4 separate regions of the Mus musculus genome follow, and all the other regions are linked to region 1. The links are chromatin loops, found by intact Hi-C in ENCODE. Cell type or tissue: gastrocnemius. All regions are shown on one strand. Each heading gives the region's core, and the rest is flanking DNA. Links, peaks and the distances in the headings are about the cores only. Region 1 has its middle 4.2 kb from the start of Amotl2. Region 2 holds the start of Gm46151 (a long non-coding RNA gene). Region 3 overlaps Anapc13 (anaphase promoting complex subunit 13). Region 4 overlaps Ryk (receptor-like tyrosine kinase).

Region 1 (5,520 bases), core at 243-5,242:
AGGACTGAAGATGAGTTGAGAAACAAGAAGACAGTGTTAGGAAAAGGGGATCGAACAAGAACTATTCTAAAAGTTCAAAGTGATAGCGAAATACAGAAAGGTTGGAGTAAAAGAGAGAAAACTTCTAAGAAAAGAAAGATACCAGGTCAGGAAAAAAAGACTTAAAAGTTAAGCAATCATTTTTTGGAAGGTTTGACATCCAAATGACTGAACTTTCAGAAAAGAAAAGGAAGCAACACAGCCAACCATATGTGGCGACTTGTACCTATACTGACCCTATCTATAATCCTGTCACTATCAAGGCGGAGACAGGAGGATCTGTGAGCTCAAAGCTAGCCTAGTCTACATATTGAGTTTCAGGTCAGCTAAGAGCTATATAATGAGACCCTGCCAGAGAGAGAGAAGGGGGGGGAAGGAGGAGGAGGAGGGGGGAAGAGGAGGAGGAGGAGGAGGAGGAAGAGGAGGAGGAAGAGGAAAGGGAGGAGGAGGAGGAAGGGGAGGAGGAGGAGGAACCTGTATGAGGCCATCCCAGAGAGCTTAGGGACATGAAATATGGGATGAAAGGGACCATTTAAGGACCAGAGCAAAGGATAAAAGCACCGGAAGACATGCCATACATATGCCAGGGCACCAGATGTGTAGAGAAATCCCCAAAAGCTTCAGGGAAGGAGAGAATGGTTTACACACAGGGATGTGCAGCCAGGATCCTGTTTTCCTCCGTGGCAGCAATGGGAGGAAGACAGTGAATAACTCTTTCTAAATATGGGGGTTGGGGTAAAGATACCTTGGAGACAGAAGAGCTGGCTCAGCAATTCAGAACACTTGCTGAACTAGAAGAGAGGACTTGAATTCAGTTGCCAGTGCACACATGCACACATGAAGCAGCTCACAATCTGCCTGAATCAGCTCCAGGGGATCCAATGCCCCTTTCTGCCTCTACAAGCACACACATGGCACACACACAAATAAATAAAAGTATTCTTATTTATTTATTTTATATGTATGGTTGTTGTGGTTTGAATAAGAATGACCCCCACAGACATGCATTTGAATGCTTAGGGAGTAATGTTTGAAGATATGGCCTTGTTGGAGGAAGTGTATCACTACCTGTGGGCTTTGGGTTTAGTTTAGTTTTGTTTTTTCAAGAGCGACATTGTTTCTCTGTGTAGCCCTGGCTTTCCTGAAACTGATTCTGTAGACTAGGCTGGCCTAGACCTCACAGAGACCTACCTGCCTGTTTCTGCCTCCGAGTGCTGGGATTAAAGGAGGGCGCCTACACTGCCATCACGACCACCCATCTGGCTTTGGGGTTTCAAATGCCCAAGCCAGGTCCAGTGGCTCTCTCATGCTGTCTGCAGATCCAGATGTAGAACTCTCAGCTCTTTCTGCAGCATCATAACAGCCGATGTGCCGCCATGCTTCCCAGTGTGATGAGAATGGACTAAAACCCTAAACCTGCAAGCCAGCCCCAACTAAATGTTTTTGTTTGTAATTGTTGCCACAGTCACGGTGTCTCTTCACGGCACTAGAAGAGGCCAGAAGAAGGCACCAGGTTTCCTGGAATTGGAGTTACACATGGTAATGAGCTGCCTTGTGCGCGCTGGAAATAGAATCCCAGTCTTCATGAATAGCAGTCAAGATGACTTTAACTGCCAAGTAACCTCTCCGGTCACACTTCCTCCAACAAGGCCATACCTTCTATTGCTACTCCTTAAGCATTCAAATGTGTGTCTGTGGGGACCATTCTTTATTTGTTTGTTTGTTTGGGTTTTTTTGTTTTGTTTTGTTTTTTTGTTTTTCAAGACAGGGTTTCTCTGTATAGCCCTGGCTGTCCTGGAACTCACTTTGTAGACCAGGCTGGCCTCGAACTCAGAAATCTGCCTGCCTCTACCTCCCAAGTGCTGGGATTAAAGGCGTGCGCCACCACCATCCGGCCTGTGGGGACCATTCTTATTCAAACCACAACAACCATACACATTAAATAAACAAACAAACAAACAAACTTTGATTTGTGTGTGTGTGTGTGTGTGTGTGTGTGTGTGTGTGTGTGTGTTTGGTTAAAGGTCCTCTGAATCAAGAACAGCTTCTTTAAAATTTGCTACCTGGGGACTGGAGAGATGGCTCAGTGGTTAAGAGCACTAGCTGCTATTCCAGAGGTCCTGAGTTCAATTCCCAGCAACCACATGGTGGCTCATAACCATCTATACATAGATGGAGATCTAATGTCCTCTTCTGTCATGTAGCATACATGCAGGCAGAATCCTGTGCCTTTAAATTTGCCCTCTGCAAGTCTGTTTTTAGGGATCCTACAAGACAGCAAACCGAGAAAGATGAAGGCAAAGAGTCCAAAAAACACAGGACCAAAGAGAAGTAAATTAAGGGGAACCCTGAAATAACAATGAAGGGGGGATCTCAAGGAGAATACTGTCGGCTGGAGCCACTGTCTATGGTGTCCAGGGAGTGTGCCACCAAGACTGAGCAGGCCTGCCTTTGAAGTGGCAAAGCTTTGAAACCTCAAAGCCTGCCTAGAGTGACATACTTCCTCCAGTAAGGCCATACCTCCTAAACATGCCCGAAGAGCACCACCAACTGGGGCTCAAATACTTAACACAGGAGCCTCTGGGGTCCACCCACATGCAGACCACCAGAGATGGAGATTCTTTCAGCTCTGACGGTGCCTCTCAGGGGGCGCCCAGGACATATTTGAACAAATAAATGAGATCTGTGACAGAATAGATGCCGGGAAGGGTGAACAGGGGAGTGGCTGTGTTTCATAAGTGTCAACCCTCTTTGTCTTGAAGGCTGTGCTCCTCTAAGGCCACAGAAAACCCAGGAAAGGCTGAGAAGGGAGAAAAAGTCAAAAATCAAAATTGAAGCTATTAATCTGTTTTCTAAAAGATCTGGGTGCTGGGAATGGTGTCACACATTTAATCCCTGCACTCAGAGGCAGAAGCAGATGGATCTCTGTAAGTTCGAGGCCAGATTGGGGTCTATGTAGTAAATTCCAGGCCAGCTGGAGCTACACAGTGAGAATGTCTTTAAAAAAAAAAAACCTGGGAGATGTCTAGCCCTGAATGAAACCTTGTCCCAAACACTACTCTGTCACCAATACCTTACCCCAGATTTAAGACCCACCCTCCAAGCACTTACCCCAACAGCTGAGATGCCCAACACTAGGGGGCACTCTTCCATCACAGTGGCCCTGTCCTCACTCCTCCTCTAGGGGAAAAAGTGGAGGCTCTTTTCTGTAAAGACTGACACCCCAGAAACTCCTCATGTTGGATGCAGCTTCTTGTCACGGCTAGAGAGTCTTCCCAGACATCAATGGCTCATCCACTAAATCATTATCCACCATTCTTAGTTTCACAGCAAGTAGAGGTGTCAGGGGTTAAATTCATCTGTCTTAGTTCAGGGGCCTGAAGGTGGCAGCTCTGGGCTCCCTTCCCCATCCTCCGTGTGACAGCTATCTAGAGAAGAATAAACTAAAGGGCATCCTTCTGCAGTTTCTTCTTCTATGCCAACATCCATTTGCCATGACTTCCATGTGGAACTAGGTTCATGGTTGGTCTGGCCACATGTACACCCACACGGGGAAGGAAATGGAGCAATGGGCAAAACTCCTCTCTCCTTACCATGGCCATGGATAACCCCACTCCTGCAGCATCACCAGACTGAAGACCCACAGAGGATGGCCAGAGGCTCGAGGAGTACACGCAGCCCGGAAAGTCCAGCCCCTTCGGTTGTAGAAAAGCCACTCCATACCTTCACAGACACGGGGCCTTAATTCACAAATGCTCCATCTTTTGAGGATTTAACCCCCGAGGACACAGCCCCTTCCCAGCTACCCTATGTGAGCCTGCTGGTCTGAGACCTGGGAAGAAAAAGAGGAGGTCACAGTGATGGAAAGCTGGGGATCTAAAGCAGAGGTAGGGGCCATTGAGGATGAGCAGAAAGTGTGCAGAAAAACAAAACAAAACAAAACAAAACAAAACAAAACAAAAACCACCAAAGGCTCTTGCTTGGCTCCTCCACCAGTGGAACAGAGAAGGGTTGGTATTTTCATCTCTGTGGCACTTACATCATCAGCTCTTCTAGTGTTTTGTTTCTGGCCCTGGATACTAGTCGGCTTCCTGTTCCCATAACCTGTCAAGTAGAGTGTCAAGGGAAGCTGGGAAGGGGAATTTCACAACCAGCTGGTTTCCTTTGATGTTGCCACGAGAGCCCCAGAGTCCCTCCCCCCACCAACCAACCATTTGGGAAGTAAGTAAGCAGGTCTCTTCTGGGTAGCTCAAGGCAGGGGGCTCGGCAGAGGACCTGCCCTCACATTCCAGCAGGGGGCTGGGAGGTGCAGCTGCCTGATCAGGATGAGGAGGGAGGAGAGGGTATGGGCATCTGAACAATTTGCTAAACCCAGAACACACCTCGGATGCAGCCACACCCCTGTGAGCTGAGCTCTCCAAAGCAATGGCTTTCTCTGAGAACTGGGTCAGCTTTGCAGCTATCCCCGGGCAAGTTTCCAAACCCAGCAAGTCCCAGAGTCATCAGGGAAGAATCGTTACCTGCAGGGGGTGGGGAGAAATCAGGGAGAGAGAGACCGAGGTGAGGTAGGAAGCACCTGCCTCCCTACTTGGGTCTCTTTCTCCCTGTTCTCAGTGAAGATGGATGTGCAAGCAGGCTGGCCACCCCAGGGCCCACCAGTGTTTAAGCTCCCCTGGGACATTTGAGACAAGGCCACGGTCTCAATCCAGCACCCTGCAGAGCCAGGTGTGGTTGCCAGCTCAGGCAGATTCCACTGAGGCCTCAGGCCTGACCTTCTTGCAAAGAGGAGAAAAAAAAATGTGTGTAAATTCCATCTGAGACTCCCTCCCCAGACTCTGTCCCTTTGAGCCACATACCTAAACTGACTCAGGGCTTGTTTTGGACTGAAGTAGGCTTGCCCACCCCCCCAAATTGAACCTTTGGATTCTAGCTGCCTTAAACTGGCCCCTTTCTCAGAGTATCTCAGGAATGCTTGTTAGTCAAACATTTGTTAGGTGTCAGTGAATCCCAGGACTGCGCCATATGGCCTTTCCCCTGATTTTGTAATGCAGAGCATATGTGCCTGCACCTAGTAGGTGTCTCTCCACCAAGGGTTTCCAAGAATGCTGCCCATGAAGTGAGGGCACCTGGGAATCCCTTCTCTAGTCTTTGTCATAGGCTCCTACCGCAGCCAGCGGGGACAATGGTGTGTGTGTGCGAGCCACAATTTCTCTTTGTAAGGTAGCCTTTAGCTTGGCACATTTGTTATTTTCTCATCTGTGTCAGACACAAACAGAATCTAAAATGCAATATTTGGATTTCAAGTAAAACATATACACATTTTTTTGTTTTCTTTTTAGGCTTTTTGTTTTATCTTATATGTATGAATGCTTTGCTTGCATGTACGGTCAAACACCATGTAGGTGCCTCGTACCAGCATAATTTAGAATTGCCTATCAGATCCTCTGGAACTGGAGTTACAGATGGCTGTGAACCACCAGG
Region 2 (5,520 bases), core at 406-5,405, 66 kb after region 1:
ACTTGGATTCTTTGACAGGCCTGCATTCCTGCCCAGCTCTACCAGTGGTGGCACAAGCCTTTAATCCTAGCACTCAGGAGGTAGAGGCAGGCAGGCAGATCTCTGAGTTTGAGGACAGCCTTTTTTACAGAATGAGTTTCAGGACAGACAGGGCTACACAGAGAAACCTTCTCAACCTTGCCCCTCCCAAACAAAACAAAACAAAACAAAACAGAAGAAGAGGAGAAGGAGACAAGAAGGAGGAGGAGGATGAAGAAGAGGAGGAGGAGGAAGTAGAGGAGGAAGAAGAAGAAGAGAAGAAGGAGAAGGGGAGGGGGAGGGGGAGGGGAGAGGGGGAGGGGGAGGGAGAGGGGGAGGGGGAGGGGGAGAGGGAGAGGGAGAGGGAGAGGGAGAGGGAGAGGGAGAGGGAGAGGGAGAGGGCGAGGGAGGAGAAGGAGAAGGAGAAGAAGAAGAAGAAGAAGAAGAAGAAGAAGAAGAAGAAGAAGAAGAAGAAGAAGAAGAAGAAGAAGAAGAAGAAGAAGAAAGAAGAAAGAAGAAAGAAGAAAGAAGAAAGACAAAGACCTATCTGGCTGGACTTTATCCATCCCTAATCACTCAGAAGGCCACTTGTCTTTCAACAAAGACCCAGACAAAGGCTATCTACCTAAGATTGGCTTGGTAAAAGTCGTGGGGGAAAAGGTGGTCCAATGGAGGGCAAAGGTCATGAAGGGAAGGCACTAAGAGGGCATGGCTTTCACCAGCTCTACATTCTCTGCTCTACCACACACTGTTGGGATGCTCGCTTGTTTTTAATCTGTCCAGTTTGGCTCTGTGCGCCCAGTTCCATGGACTCTGCTTGGCACCTGGTAGGCACCCCAATAGTATTTGTGGGATTGGTGAACAAATACACAGGTGTAAGAAAGTCTCAGACATTATTCAGATCCTTGTGTGGGCAGAGTTTTGCACACATCTAAGGAGTGATCAGGGATCAGGATAGAAGGGAGAGAAGCAGAAGCCACAGTGACAACCTAGAAAAGGCCACAGCCTGGGCCCTATGGTGAGCAGGGTCAGCCTCTCTAGTAGACCAGGGCTATCTGCTCAACGTAAGCGATACCCAGGTATACCTAGAAGCACTTTTGTACGTCCCCATCATTCCCCCGAAATGAACCCATCACTACTGCCCTGCCCTGGACAGTTGGCACCAAAACCCTGCCACGTCCCCACTATGGGACTGGCAAGGCAACACACTCATGCAGAGGCACACACACCCAGCCAGAGATCCTCCCCCAAGAGGATGACTCAGAACCACTGGAAGACTGGGGTCCGTTAACCAGGCCACCTCTCTTCCTGGGCATCCATCCTGGGCTCCCGATGTGGACCTGCCTCTTCACAGCCTGGACAGTAAGGGATTTTCCCAACCCCAGCCCGCTGACATGTGGAATCTTAAAATAACAAAGCCAGACTCCAAGAGAGGAAATTCTAAGAACATGAAATAAGTCAGGAGAGCAGAGGTGGGTGTTTATTTTCCATGACCACCTACTCCTCTGTGCCTGGGCTCCCAGGCTGGGGGAGGGGTCCGACGAGAGTGCCACAAAGCTAGAGGAAACCCTTCTTCCTGTGTTTGCAGAGGAACAATGCTGGAGGCGCCCTTCCAAGGCCTGCAACTTTTCCTCTGGACAGAGGATTGTAGGTCTCCACGCATTCCTAGGAGGAGGTCCCGCAAGGAATGTCGAATATAAACATTGACTTTTCCATCACTCAGTAAAATCCGGACACACAAAAGTCACAATCCCCTGGAGTCCTTCTTTTACTCAGGTTCACCGCCCCAGGTAGGCATGGGAGAGCCCCGCCCTGCAGCTGGATCCCTGAGAGCATTGACCTCATTGGTTTCCTCTGTCCCTACCTCCCAGCGATGCCTTCTGCCTATGCCTCTGCTTCTGCCCACCCCTTCCCTGGACCCTTGCCACCTCCAGCCTTCCTGGCCCCAGTGCACATTGCTTCATGCATCCTGTGTCTAGCCCATGAACCATCCTCCATACTGTACCTCCGAGCCCGGCTCCTTTCCCTTCTAGAACTCCCCATCTGCGTGTATTCTGGGACCTTTCTAAGAACCTGGTCACACACTAGTCTCCTCTCCTGAACACAACCACCCCAAACCAGGAAGTGACAAACAAAACGCCCTGCCCCGCCCCCAGCCTGCCTTTTTCTCAGGCAGTTTACAGAAACCAAACTGCTTAATGGGGCAAGTCCTAAGACACTGGCCAGTACTTGCCAAGCACCTACCAGTGAGGGTGCCATGCTCAAAGGGCATCAAAACCCCCGAAGCAGTGTACTGGCTCCCAGTCCTCACGCAGAGCCAGAGCTCCATTAACTAGTCAACACCATGCGTTGGCAGAGAGCACACTCCATCTTCTCTGTAGTTCAGCTGAGCATTTTGGCAGGCCCTTTGATGGCCACCGACACCACGTGCTTTCTCTCCATCTGCAAGATTTCCCTTCGTCTAGAACCCTAACTCCCATTGGTCTTTCAGGTTACTCTCCAGGATCTCCTAAGGGTTCTTCCTGCATCTTTGCCCCCTAATCTTGGTTATTCATATATCTATATATCTATATATCTATATATCATCTATATATTATCTATATATCTGTATATCTATATATCTATATATCTATCTCTATACACACACACACAAACACACACAGCCCATATCACAGTGTATCACAGGCTGCCACAATCAGGGTCCCAGTCCCTTGGGGAGAGTAGATGTTTGTACCTCTCTGTCCCCAGAATTGAGCTCAGGCTCTGGCTCAGAGAAGAGACTTAGTAAATATTTGTGGACTGAATTAAAGCCCTACCCTTGGGTATTCAGTCACCTTGGCTGCTCTGAGAGCCTCTAATCCCTCACTGGGTCATCTGCCTTCCTTTCTCCTGTCCCAGTCTTTGCCTTACACAGCAGGTCTCCCAAAATGTGCAACTCTGGGGAATCTGAGCCTGTATCCCTTGAAGCTGGTAGCCCAGAAGGACAAATCCTATGCCTCCTTCCACGGCATGGCCATTTTCCAAATGTCCAAATATATTGCTTTGGGTTTTTCTTAAGCCATAATCGGCCTCAACACTTCCCTGCAGGGATCTAGAGCCAGGTCCCGCTGCCCTAAACCCCCAAGGCCTCATCCTTAACTTGGATGGACAGGGCTCCGTTCTGCAGGCTCAGTGGGGTGTCTGACCAGGTCCTGCCTGGTGTTCAACGGAGGGAGGAGGACCAGCTTGTGCATCCAGGGCGCGCAGTGAACACCCTGTTCACATTCCTGAGCCAGCCGGAATGCTTGGACGAGCCAAAGGCCGCATTCCTCCGGCAGAGGCCAGATCTCAACCCAGGCTCCTGCCCCGCCCCTCCTTGGCCAGGCAAGCGCAGCAGAGAAGCCCGGCCCTAGTCCGTGCGGACTCCCCCTGGTGGCCAGGGCTATCACTGCTCGCTTGGACTCTCCATTTGTAGTTTGTATTGGACCATGGATCACTGCCTTCCTTCTGCCGGAAGCTTCCAGATTCCAAGCTGTGTGATTCCCATTTGTAGCTCCAACGTTTGCCGTTGTGACCTATTCTAATATCCTGGTACCCTCCGCCCATTCCCCACCCCTGGCATCCTCTCAGGAGGAATCACCGCCCAGTGTGTCACCTTCCTGTAGGTACTTTCAAGGCTAGATGAGTGAGTGGCGGGCCTCACCTTGGCCCAGTTACTCAGTGCCCACAGAGTGGCTTTTCTGAGACTCTCGTAAGGTCTTAAGGAAATGTAGTCGGTCCCTTTTCTTGGTGGCCCTCGGCACTGTGAGCAGACTCACATATCAGGGCTGTGTGGATAGGAGGGTTGAAAGTTGAGAGTTAGCTTCCAGGATGCTACCAGCACAGTAATACGAATATGCAACTCTCCCAATATCTAAACGCTGCTCAAAGAAGTCAGCAAAGGATTTTTTTTTTTCTTAACCTAAAGCCAGGATTAGGCAGTGCATGCTCAGCCTAAGGGAGAGGGATGTACAAGGCTCACGTACTTCTCATGGAGGGACCTGCCTACATTCCTGGTCAGTAGGGACTTTGGGCAATGGGGCAAGACATGGCTTGTGTTTAAATTGATGGCACATGCCTTTGAGCCCAACACTCAGGAGGCAAATGCAGGCGGATCTCTATAAGTTCGAGGCCAGCCTGATCTACAGGAACAAGTTCCAGGACAGCCAAGGCTATATAGAAATACGGTCTTGAAAGAAAGAAAGAAAGAAAGAAAGAAAGAAAGAAAGAAAGAAAGAAAGAAAGGAAGGAAGGAAGGAAGAAAGGAAGAAAGGAAGAAAGAAAGGAAGAAAGAAAGTCAACCATTCACTACTTTGACCTCTTACAAATGGAGCCTTGCTGTGTTTGTCTTCATACCATAGCATGAGTTCTTATGGAGCCTTGGTTGGCCTGGAACTCACAAAGATCCTCCTGCCTCTGTTTGAGTGCTGAGATTAAATACATTTTCTTCTTCATGTGTTTAAAATCTTTTCCACTTTCCCAGATTGTTGACCTATCTTTCTTTGGAGGAAAGGAACAATAGATGAACACCATCTACATAGGAACACAGACATGGTTATCTGCCTGCACACCTGCTGACGTACCTAGGAACCCAGCAACATAGCACAGCCTGAAGCTTGCATTGCTCAGGAGGGTGGATCCAGGAAAGGCGAGAGAAAGAGCAAGAACCAAACTCTCATTGAGCAGCTTTTCAGCTTCTAGAAAGGGTGGGGGCATAGGAGGACTCTGTTCAAGGTCGAGTGTGGTGGCTAGTTTGTCTTGTGTGGTTGCTTTCCCCGCCTCTTCAAGCAGGAAGATAAAGGGGCTCTTTAGTTGCTGGCATAGGTCTTTTCCATCATGTCAACATGGAGACCCATAGTGACAGGGTGGAAAGAGGCCATGAAGCCCTGGGTTTGAGAGTGCAGCCCTGACTCAAGCTTCTCCATCTTTATCCCCATCTACTCTTCTCAGGGTGTCCTGGTGGGTCATCAAACGGACACCAGGGCGATGCTTCAGTGGGATGTGAGGATGCGTGATGTGATAATGACTAAGTCAGACTCAAAAAAAACCACCATTTCTCAACTACTTACCAACCTTGGGCCCTATTCCCAAGAATCTCAGTATTCCTTGGAGGTGACAGTGTGTTAAGACAGAGGCAGGTCCAGGCACAGCTGAGGCACAGATGGGTGTGTTAGAGTCACCTACAGCAGAGAAGAACATTGGGGTGGGGGGAGCGCGGCCTAGAAAGGACTTTAGTGGAATCCTGGGAGATATAGGACCATAGAAGCTTCTCCCAGAAAGGGGGGGGGGATCTTTCTAGAGTCTTCTTTCATACCCTGAGGCCACCATGTCCCTGTGCTAGTATTTTGCTAGAGAATTCCTGTCATTTCTGCTACTCATGTGTCTAGATCAGCTAGCCTGTAAGCCTGTGCTCTAAAGCCACTTTCTGAAGATGGATATGATCAAAGATTCCCTAGGCAAGGGAGTGGTTTCAGGAAAGAATTA
Region 3 (5,520 bases), core at 221-5,220, 77 kb before region 1:
CCCCGTCCCCAAGGCAGAGACATGGGGGTGAAAAAAAAAGCTCTTTTTTTTTTTTCTCCAATTTTTGAGAGTGGAAACAAAAGCCCCCAAGGGTTTGAATTACCTCATCAACCCAATAAGCCAGCAAATGAAGGCTGTCTGGGCCTCCAGTCTCTGCCCTTAGCCCTCCTGCCCCACTGCCTTTTATAAGAAAACCAGAGTCACAGGGCCAGCATTCCCATGAGGCTTCCAAGCAAGCCGCACTGAACAGACCTCTGATATTTTCTATCCATCTGTTTGTTTAGGCTCTCTCTTTAGAGCATCATATCAGCTTTGCTGGCTGTTCCCAGGCCCTCGGAGGCTTTCTTTCCTAATGCCTTTGTGTTTTCAGAAGTAACTGCAGGACCAGGTCCACACCTATAATCCCAGCTCCTGGGAGGCAAAGGAGGATGGGAAAGAGACTTGGGGGTGATCGGCTGAGAGTGTGGCTCAGTGAGAGAGTGCTAGTGTATCTCAGCAGGGCCCTGAGCGCAGTCCCCGGCCGCGCAGAAACACAGTTCAAGATTTGGGGCCAGCCTAGGCTACCTGAGACCCATCTCAAGGATAGAAAAGACACTTCCTGATGGTCGTTACGGCTGTGCTTCCCTTCCAGAGTGAGCTTCCTGAGCCCGAGCAAGACAACGGAGGCACCACAGAGTCTGTGAAAGAACAGGAGATGAAGTGGACAGACCTGGCCTTACAGGGCCTCCACGAGAACGTCCCACCCGCTGGAAACTGATGCCGGGCTCCTTCCCACGGACGGAGTTTTCAAACATATGGGGATAAAAATGTTTCCTGTCGCCAAATGCAGATCTTTAGCAATAAATCAACACTCAAAAGCATATGCCCACTTGGTTTTCGTTTTGTTTTGCTGTTTTGTTTAACCAACAAAGCACAGCATGAAAACATTCTGAGTGAGAAACTGAGACTTCCCAGGAATGTAGACCGCGGCTCTGGAAGCCTGCGGCAGGTGATGCACACACTTGCGTTTGAACACCGTCGATTAAACGTTTGCCTTTGGCTCCAGTTTTGCTTCTGTCAAAGTTTAATACTGCCCAGCTACTTTGGCACGAGTAGTTGAGAATACAAGCAGGAAAGGCAGCAGAAACCAGGCATGAAGAGAGCCACAGACTCGCATTCCCATGCCTGAGACGTGTTCTGAGTGACGTTAGCCTGTAGGTGCCTATGCCCCGAGCAGATACTCCACTCTCTGATAACTGGCATTCTTAAGATTCCCAAGCTACTTTTAGACATTGCATAAATGTACAGATTTAAAAGTTATCTCTGAAGAATTAGGGGATGGCTTAGTCAGGACCTAAGTTTGATCCCAACTCCAGTAAAAATTGGGCTTCGTGCCATGGTAGTGTGTGCTTGTAATCCTGCTTAGCTGTTAGTCACCTCTGCTCTCCGTCTGTGGTTATTGCCTTTGCACCACTGGAGAGGTTCTCTGCGTGAATGGAATACTCCTTTTATTCAGAATAATAATGGCATCTCATACCTCAGAGCCCCCTCAAATATAAAACACTGTGAAGCCAGTAGTCAGTACAATATTTATACAAAAATTTGTCAGCGGTGGAAAGATGGCTCAAGTGGTTAAGAGCACTTCCTGCTCGTTCTTGGCACCCACATACCAGCTCATACCTGTCTGTGACTCCAGTTCCAGGGGGTTCCTTACCCTCTTCTGGCCTCTGGGGGGGCTGCACACATGAGATGCATATGCATACATAATAGGCAAGACACTCATAAAAATAAATTTTTAGAATTTCTAAAGACTCCACGGCATCAAGCCTTGGGGATAGAAGTACTGCTATAAAATGTCAGTTATTGGCTCTCCCTTCCAGCCGTCTCCCCGAGACAGTATAAGCACAGAACTCCAGAGGACGTGTATCTTTGGCAGCCAGTATACAGAGAACGGGTGAAAAAAAAAAAACAGGGAAAGGGACATCCAAGAAGTACAGCATAGTAGATTCCAGTAGATGTCATTCACTTTAAAGAAAGTGTGGCATTTCTTGTACCTGCCTTGGCTTTCTGAACAAACACCTGACATACAAGTGGCCAGGGAAAACAGTGAGGGGTGAATGTTGACCACCGAGCAAGAGATGACACAAAGCTTCAAAGTGGAACTGGTGTTGCCAGCAAGAAACCTGGGTGGTCTAGGGGCTTCTCCACATCTCCCGAGTCATCGAAAGACTTAATCAGAGCTGGGGACTGCCTGATCTGTTTGGTTTGGTTTGCTTTTTGTTTGTTTGTTTCATTTTGTTTTGTTTTGTTCCAAGACTTTCTTTGTATAAACCCTGGCTGTCCTGGAACTAACTCTGCAGACCAGGCTGCCCTGGAACTCACAGAGATCGCCTGCCTCTGCCTCCCAAGTGCTAGGATTAAAGGTGTGAGACACCACCATCCAGCTTTTATTTGTTGTTTTTGTTGTGTTGTTGTCGTCGTCGTCGTTTATTTGTTTTTTAATGCAAGTCACCCCAGTAGATGGATTTCAGTTAAGACAGGAAATGTAAAAGACAAAAGAGCTTTACACTGAAAAAGATGATGGTGGCTTGGACTGTGGAGGCGAAGGTGGAAGTAGAGGAGGTCGAGATAGCTTTTCCTGGTGGACTTGTCCAGGCTTACCCACTGCACAGTATTCCCTGCAGTGAGATCCCTGGATTGTACGTGTATGGTTCTAAAGAGACTCACATGCAGTGTAAGCCTTGTCTTATAACCCAGAACTGAATTCTCTTGAGCCAGACACAGGCCTGCAGATACAATCTCTGTCCCTGAGAAACATCCAGAGGCCAGGAGCTGCCCATCATCTGAAGCCCATCTTAGACCCACCCCTTCATGGTATCGCAACAATGGCAGCTGGGGTGGATGGAACACTTCCATGGCTCAAGCCCTGCCTTTTCTTTTTAGCTGGATGTCATTGTCCTTTGAATAGGAGATAACAGCTTAAAATTTAATGTTAGCTTGTCAAAAGTTAAGAGACTTATAAAAGTCACTCAAATAGTAAGGGCTTTCCAACCTAGACTGTCACAGCTCAAAACCCATGTCGTTGCCAAAAGCCACATCAATGCCCTAGAAAATCCCACCAGAATTCTCAAATTTTTCATGTTTTTCTAATTTATAGAACAGAGACAGAATTGACAACATTCTTATTAGGGGACCTGAGATACATAAAACAGTAAATATTACTGTTTAGTTACCAAAATAAGATAATTGCTACCAAAAGAAAAAAAATCATGGTTTCACTCATTTTCAGTTTGTCATCAGTGCCCCTTTATCACCAGCAGGGGCCGCTCAACTCCTTTTTAAAAATTTGTGTCTGGTTCCTAAGCCGTCCTGTAGTCCTTCAGTGAACCAACCCAACGGAAGCTGCAAGTCCTGAGGTGCTGGCCCAGAAGGGCAGCTGGGACTCAGATGATGGACACCCCCAACCTGCCTCGGCCTCTGAGCCAACCAGCTCTGGTTCCATGAGTGTGCACTCTCAGAAGCATTCATTCAGATGAATGCTTCACCCTCTGATCTTGAGTCTTTCAATTGCTTGTTAAAAGGACCCAGGTTTTCATCTTGCAATGGCTTCCAACTGTAGCTAGCTAATCCATGGCAGCCATCAGTCAGAGCGCTCCATGTTGACTGGAGAGTGACTCAAATGTCACTACATTGGCAGGGTGGGCATTGAAGGTTCTATATCAGCAGACTTTAAAGCACAAGAAAAGCAGGCAGGTCCCAGAGAAGCAGAGTGGAGAGCTAGGGCCAGCATCTTTGCTGTCACAGGGGGCTTGGGGGTCCTCTCAAGATCTCCCAAGGTGGTAGCTGAATGAACTCAGGAAGACTTGCCTGATTGACCGTGGGGTGAGGGGCAGGTACAGAGATTCTGTAAGCCCAGCAAGACAGGTGAGTGGACAGCTAAGAGCACTTGAGGCAAGGTAATCAATCATGTGACTCCGGGGCACGTCCTTACTGCAGTTTTTCCAGGCTCTTAGCCAATGACTATGTAACCTTCTGTAGCCCTGTCTCAGAGTAGACCCTTTGACCCAAATAAGGTAAGAAAAGCACGATGACAGCTGGGGACAGTGTTCAACTCCTCTGCCTATGACTGGTAGGTCAGTAGTATAAAGACTGTCTGCCTATTTTTCTTTGGGTTGTTTTCTCAGTTGGCTAAACGTATGCAAAAACTATTTTTGTGACTCAAATTTGGCCAAATCGTAGCAGTTTCCTTTGTTTTCAGCTAATGCTGTTCTGGGAGTTGATCGTCCATATGCAGAAAAATATGCACGCACGCACACTCATTAGCTGGATTTGCTGGGGGCGGGAGAAGGGGACAAAGGGGTGGAGAGCTCAAAAATACCAAATGACTGGAGAGGAAATGAGAGAGGGTGATGTAAAAGCCCATCCCTGTCTTCCCTGGTGACTCAGGCCCCCTTTATAGAGATGCCACCACCCGAGGGCAAAAAAGACTTTCCTCCACCCATACTCTGGTCTTGCCTTGGCTCTTCTGGCAGTTCTGTCCCCAGCTTCCACTCCACCTGCCTTCCAAATGCTACTCATTAAGTGGCAGCCGTGCTGGCCCTGGAGGACTTTCTGCCAAATCGCCAGTGAGCTTGCCCTTGACTGAGACCCCTCATGGTCTGATCCATCTTCTTTCAAGGCTCTGGTGTTCCCAGCCTCTCTCCTCCCAGACTCTAGTCTCACGGTTGTGATGATTTTAGGAGATGTACCTACCCTCCATCCATCCCGCTCTCACCCGGGCTACCCCAGAGCTGGGAAGGTCAGGGACTTGTGCAAGTACAGGGCACCAAGGCACCTGAGCCTTGGGCTGGGTTCAGGGCACTCATGGCAGAAGCAGATAGGGCTGGTCCCTACCCCCTGGGCTTTTCACTTTGTATCCTCAATCAATCAGCCATCTCTCCGTGACCTGTTTTGTTTTGTTTTTTTCTGTCGCTTGCTTCTTTTATTTATTGTAATACTAGCATTTATCTTCTTATCTAGAAGCATTCAACTTCTTCCCCTCTCTGCTTTCATTTTGCAAAGTCTCTGAAATAATACATTTTGTTGTTGTTGTTGTTGTTGTTTTGTTTTGTTTTGTTTTTTCAAGACAGGGTTTCTCTGTGTAGCCCTGGCTGTCCTGGAACTCACTCTGTAGACCAGGCTGGCCTCAAACTCAGAAATCCGCCTGCCTCTGCCTCCCGAGTGGAAACAATACATTTTATATCAAATTCACAGCTCATTTGTCTCCCTTAATAGTTGCTCATCTAACATTATATATGCATAAAATGTATGCACGGTAACTATATGCACAGACCTTGAAACCAAAGGACTCGAGTTCAAAACCCAAAGCCAAGCAACACTCCAGCTGCGCATCCCCTCACAGGCGATATTACCTTGCTAAGCCCAGGTCTCTGTGAAGCGAAGGTTGACAACACTACTATATCATACGAGTCTCAGGTTAAATGGGGCAGTGCAGGTGATGGGTTTGGACAGATTGGGACCCATGGCAAATACCTGAAACCT
Region 4 (5,520 bases), core at 197-5,196, 150 kb after region 1:
TCTCTCTCAGTTTCTAACACTCTGTCAGAATCTCTGTTTGGGCTGTTTGAGCTCTTGCCAGAAGATGAACTGTTGGCTTCCGAGATCTCCAGACTCGCCAGTGTATCACTTGAACACTGCAGGCATTTTAACATCAGTGTTCCCACATCAGAGCTTTTGCTGGTAGAGTTCTCCAGTGTTTACGTGACTGGTCTTGCCAAAGATTTCAGTTCCCTCAGCGGCTGGAGCTGTGTGTGTCTTTTCTTAACATCTATGTCACGCGCGCCTCGCTGAGTGGTTGAGAATGTGTTAATTGTATTTTAAGATGGGAGGAGAACTCTGGTATTGATTCTCTCACAAGAGTAGACGACTAGGCGGTCTTAACAGATAATTAGTTTCTTGTATGTTCCAGAACATTCCCCAGTGTTCAAGAAGAAACTTGCAACTGTGTCTGCTAAGTGTCAGTAGATATGCTAGACAGCCAAAAGGCAGAGGCTCAGTAGGATGTGGCAGAGGACTCCACCACCCACTCCCTTGGTCTCCGTCCAGGAGATTCTGCGGGGAGCTTGTCAGAGCTCCAGCAGCTGCCTCTGGGGGCCAGCCTGCTGTGTCCCAGTGGAGTGAAGTAGCTGTGAGAAAGGCAGTTCTGGCAATTTCAGAGAAATTAAAAGGCCGTTGACTGTAGGCGAGCACATTCACTTTAGATGTGTTCCAGAAGGGGACTGCTTTATTCGTCGTCTGCCTATTCACACAGCCATGCGTTCCAAGTAAGGAAAAATACCAAACATGTTGATTTTTTAGCTTATTCAAATATTTATATTTTCTCTAGTTACTTTTCTGAAGTATTTTGGCTCATTTATTTTCTGATAAACAGCTGCTGCACAGATTTGCTTTGGGGTGGGGGGCAGGGTAAGGCTGGGGTGCACTTTCTAAATAGATCTCTTTCTTCCAAGGTGATTGACAAACGGCATTCCTTACAGATCAGTACACACCAAAGTAGAGACAATTGTATTCCAGTGATTGGCACTTTCTTCTCTGACTCCAAAAACTACATTAAAAAAAAAAACCAAAAAACAAAAAAACCCAGCTGTCCTCAGTACACCAGTGTGAGGGGGGAACTGCCTTCTGATGCTTCCGTGTTCATTCATCCGTCCAAAGGAAGTCTTAGGCAAAGGGCAGGCTTCCATGCTTCTTGTTGTGGGTTCCTCTGGGCCACTGCTGATTCTCTCAGTCCTTCCCTCAGCCACCTCTGCCTGTGCTCTGCTCCTTGTTTTGCCGCCACTTGCAACATCATTTCCTCCCTTTCTCCCTCTCCCGTGCTTAGACTGAGATGGCCCTGCCACTCCTCTTGCCGCTCTCCCTCAGCTCTGCCGTCAGAGCCCTCTCTTTGCTTTCCTGGCTTTGGTCCCCGGACAGCTATTCCTCTGCTTATAGCCAGAACTTTGTAAAGGAGACCGAAAGGTTAGAGCAGATGTCCAAGAGGGGCACTGAGGGGTAAGGAGCTTCTGGAAGAGCATTGATGCCATGGACAGACAGAGTCAGCAAGATGACGTGGGCCTCAAGCACAGCTCAGGCCCTGGCACTAGAAACGGACGGCCTGGCAGGGTGTCTGGGGAGAGGCATCGAGCCCATGTGATAGAAGTGGGGTCTTTGATTCCCTGGCAGGAGGCAGAGACAGGAGGGGGAGCTGGATCAAGTAACTCACTTCCCAGGTGAGAAATCCTGGCTCCAGGATGTCTGTTAGCTAGGAACACACACTGTCCCAGTGGGGTGCCTGCCTACCTATGAGAGGAGGCTCCCCCATGTATGTAGGAACCCACAGACAGTATCCCAGTGAGGCGCCTGTGTTGATCTGTGAGAGGAGCTTGGCAATCAGGTAAGCTCAACTCTGTCTGGTAACCCTACAGCTTCAGCCTTTGAGGTTACCAGATGGGTATGCCTAGTAGGTAGTTGGAGGAAAAGGAGAGGGAGAGACAAGTTGAAATGTTTATCCTTGGGACTGGAGTGCAGAGGGTTAATGTTCTGATAGGTCAGCCTGATGCAGAAAGGAATAAGAGTTCTTCCTGGAAGTGAAGAAGCCGAGCAGGTAGCGTGTGGTGCACCAGCGAGGAGCACGGGTGAGGTTGAAGAGGAGCAGCCATTGAGCACAGGTCTGGGGGGTCATCATGTGTATCATCTCCTCAGCAAGCTGAGCCAAGGGCCATGGGGTTGCAGGCACTGCCATCCAAGTGTGAAGAAGAAGGAGTGAACCAGCTGAAGGTGTCAGAATGACTGTGTCAGTGATGTCCCTGCTGGGGCACAGGCTGGGGCACAGGCGGTGGGAACATGAAACCCGGCATCCTGGCTGTGCTGGGAAGGAAGGAAGTAGTTTAATTAACCACTGCTTTCCCCCCTCTACTAGCGCAGCCCTCGGCTCATAAACATGCCTCATAAATGTTGTCCGACTTAGAGTAGTGAGCACAAAGAACTGCTTTTACAGGGACCAGAGGTGGGTGGTCAGAGGCAGTGCTGGCATCTTGGATGGAATGGACGGTATTTTTGTATCTGTTTTGGACATAGAGAAGTTGAGTGCTATGTCAGAACGAACACTGAATTTCAGAGTTAACAGAAAGATGGGAGGAGACGGAATGAGCCAGCCTTCGAAACCTGTGTAGAGTCTTGTGTGTGACATGTGAGTGGCCCGAGACATGCACTGAGTAGAAGAGAGCTTCAGAGTAGAGGGGCTGATTTCACGCAGGACGTCTAGAGAGGGCCTTAGAGCCTGACAGGGATACTGACCACATGTGCAGACCCAGTGCTCAGGTCTAGAAAGTAGACATGAGCAAGAAGAGGAGGAGCCTGAGGGGAAAGCCACACTGAGGGAGATCATGAGGGAGATGAGAGTATGAGAGGCTGTGCAGCCAGTGGGGTTCCTCACATCAGGAACAAAACCGATCCCACCAGTGCTGACAGCTCAGGAGGGTTTGCTGCAAACCCCTGGGGTTGGCAGGAGGCTGATGACCACAAAGGAGTGCAGCTTGACAGTGGGAGAGGCTGCTGAGGCCCCGGGGTCCCGAGCCAGTGTCACGGGCCTGTTGTGTCATCAGCTTGGAAAAGTTGCTCATTTGTGCAGGTCACGTGGCCTCCTGGTTCTAGATCCCATGCTGATCTGTCTCAGGCACCACCCCCCCCCCCCCCCCAAGCTATGGCCTCGTGCAGAGATAACAGCCATACCTTACAGTCAGTGCATCCTCTTGAGGTTTTAGTGCTGGGAAGCCCAGGGTACCTTAGTGATGGCTCTCTAGCGCCCCTTGGTGGCAGCCATGGCGATGTGATGAGCTGAGAGATTGAATGCTTCCTTCCAGACTGTTGATTTTAAGGGAAAGGGTGGTTCAGTTCCAGGTACCAAATGGACAGTAGCCTTCAGGTTGAATTTCTGTCTGGCTGAAAAGTCCTAGTATGATTTCAGTTTTATTATTTTTATTTATTTATTTTTGAGACGGGGTCTCACTTTGTAGCCCAGGTTGATCCTGAACTCACTATATAAACCACACTGGCCTCAAACTCACAGAGATCCACCTACTGCTCACGGCTGACTGCTAGAATTAAAGGACTGCTCTTGGAATCTTTTTGGGAGTGGATTTTTATTCCACCCATGAATAGCTCTCATACTGCTTAGTTAATGAACTTACTAATGAAGTCTTTTTCTGTTGTCAGGGGTATAATGTTTTATCTCTCTTCATTTTGCAGGTTGAATATAAGCTGGGATTCCAAGTAGACAACTTTGTGGCTATGGGCATGCCCCAGGTCAATATTTCTGCTCAAGGGGAGGTCCCACGCACTTTATCAGGTGAGCCAGGAAAGACGGACTTAGCATACTGCTTTCAGCTGCCTCCATCCTATCCCTACAAGGATAGTTCACTGAGTACCGGGCCCTCCCACATCAATCATTAATCAAGAGAGTGCCCCACAGACAAACTCAAAGGTCCCAGGGGGTTGGGAGGCAGGGGTTGGGGAAGTAGACGTGTAATTATTATTGTCATCTTTATTGTCTATTTATTTTTAAAGAATGTTGTAGGGCTTTTCCTGGCAGTTTTATTCACAATTATTATTGGCACAAGTTCAGCTAGGCTTTAAGCAGAGCTGGGAGGCAAGTTAATTTTTGGGGGTCAGCAAGAGTTTCAGAAATATCAAAGTCTCTGATCCACTACTCATAGATGGTGAAATATCTTTGAAATTTGTAAGAAAGGAATCATAAATTAAAAAGGCAAAATGTTCTAAAATCTACGACTTTGTCATTAACATTCCTAGATATACCTTTAGAAGCTAATCCTATTTAGAAGGGCAGTGTTGTTTTTAATTCATAGCCAAGAACATGTTAGCTTTGTTTATAGGTTTATTATAATTTCCCCCAGTAACAATGTCTTTATTTCCTAGAGGTACTGCTTTTGAATGGTACAATTTTTATTTTATTTTATTTTTTAAAGATTTATTTATTTACTTATTGATTCATTTATTTTATGTATATGAGTACACTGTTACTATCTTCAGCCACACCAGAAGAGGGCATCGGATCCCATTACAGATGGTTGTGAGCCACCATGTGGTTGTTGGGAATTGAACTCAGGACCTCCGGAAGGACAGTCAGTGCTCTTAACCACTGAGCCATCTCTCCAGCCCTGATACGGTTTTTAAATGTGGTTACTAAATACACATATGACATAAACATTCTCCACAGGGAGTACTTCTAAACATGTCATGCACCTGTCTGCTCATACTATGGATATAGTTGTTATTGGTGGTGTGCTGACGTGTATTTTTGGCCATCTGTTATGGTGTGGCTTCAAGCCCAACAGGAACTCTCTGGCACCCAGTTCAGTGCAGCTTTGGTTTCCCTACATTTTCTTAGCCAGACAGCAGGAAAGGCTTTCCCTCCTTGGGATTCGATGATGGCATGCTTTATTCCGGGTAGCTCATGTCTGCCCTGCAGGCCGCAGTCCACACGGTGTGGTCAGCACTGCCTTCTTGACATTCATACCCTTCACGTTGCTAGGAGCGATACACAGGTGCATTTGGTGCTGCAGAGTCTTTCCTTCCGTGGTGTAGTTTTGTTACCGTTGCTGGGGAGACTGGTAAGCTCAGCAGTTTGCCTCGTGATTCCTGAGATTCAGTGCATTGGAAAGCAGAACATAGACAACAAACTGATATTAAAAACAAAGTCACAAGGAAGGCTCGGAAGTAACTATCCCTTCATCTGTGTCCTGTGCTCTGCTTCAGTCCTCTGGATCTGCAGTGAAGGAAATGCAGGTGTCCAGAGCGGTGGTGACAGGGTCTCCGGAAGCTCCTGTCTGATCCGCTTATTTAGATGCGCTTCTTTATTTTATTTGAGCAGAAATAGATGAAAATGTTGTATAGCATTGATCCTAATCTTTAGGACACTAAAGTGTTTTCTCTTGTTTCTTTTAACAGTGTTTCGGGTCGAGCTTTCTTGTACCGGCAAAGTCGACTCTGAAGTCATGATTCTAATGCAGCTCAATCTGACAGTGAATTCCTCAAAAAATT

Evidence for each region. Peaks named below come from ENCODE experiments on the same cell type or tissue, not always from the same donor. Only the 100,000 strongest peaks of a DNase experiment are listed, where the experiment ranks them.
Region 2: it touches region 1 in a loop (6-fold over the local background); 25 of 42 quality-filtered maps call a loop at or near these places.
Region 3: it touches region 1 in a loop (5-fold over the local background); 22 of 42 quality-filtered maps call a loop at or near these places.
Region 4: a loop joins it to region 1, with 3 times the contacts of the local background. A loop is called at or near these places in 23 of 42 quality-filtered maps.

What each region holds. Positions count from the first base shown.
Region 1 is chr9:102,710,840-102,716,359 of GRCm38, forward strand. No RefSeq gene overlaps it. Among named protein-coding and RNA genes, the nearest start is that of Amotl2, 4.2 kb to the right of the region's middle. In gastrocnemius, for the core only: a CTCF peak has its summit at 3,173 (motif pointing right); a DNase peak (open chromatin) is centred at 3,191; H3K4me3 peaks cover 430 bases; H3K27ac peaks cover 3,611 bases.
Region 2 is chr9:102,776,363-102,781,882 of GRCm38, forward strand. Gm46151 (a long non-coding RNA gene) reads right to left here and starts at 2,213. Exons shown (of 2, transcript XR_001779358.2): 1 at 2,024-2,213. In gastrocnemius, for the core only: a CTCF peak has its summit at 3,429 (motif pointing left); DNase peaks (open chromatin) are centred at 1,951, 2,307 and 3,379; H3K4me3 peaks cover 1,700 bases; H3K27ac peaks cover 3,661 bases.
Region 3 is chr9:102,633,383-102,638,902 of GRCm38, forward strand. It overlaps Anapc13 (anaphase promoting complex subunit 13), which reads left to right. Exons shown (of 3, transcript NM_181394.3): 3 at 632-862. The coding sequence ends at 757. Among named protein-coding and RNA genes, the nearest start is that of Anapc13, 9.8 kb to the left of the region's middle. In gastrocnemius, for the core only: a CTCF peak has its summit at 3,286 (motif pointing right); a DNase peak (open chromatin) is centred at 3,359.
Region 4 is chr9:102,863,847-102,869,366 of GRCm38, forward strand. Ryk (receptor-like tyrosine kinase) reads left to right here. Exons shown (of 15, transcript NM_013649.3): 3 at 3,709-3,808; 4 at 5,428-5,520. Among named protein-coding and RNA genes, the nearest start is that of Ryk, 32 kb to the left of the region's middle. In gastrocnemius, for the core only: a CTCF peak has its summit at 3,290 (motif pointing left); DNase peaks (open chromatin) are centred at 541, 1,604 and 3,260; H3K27ac peaks cover 2,827 bases.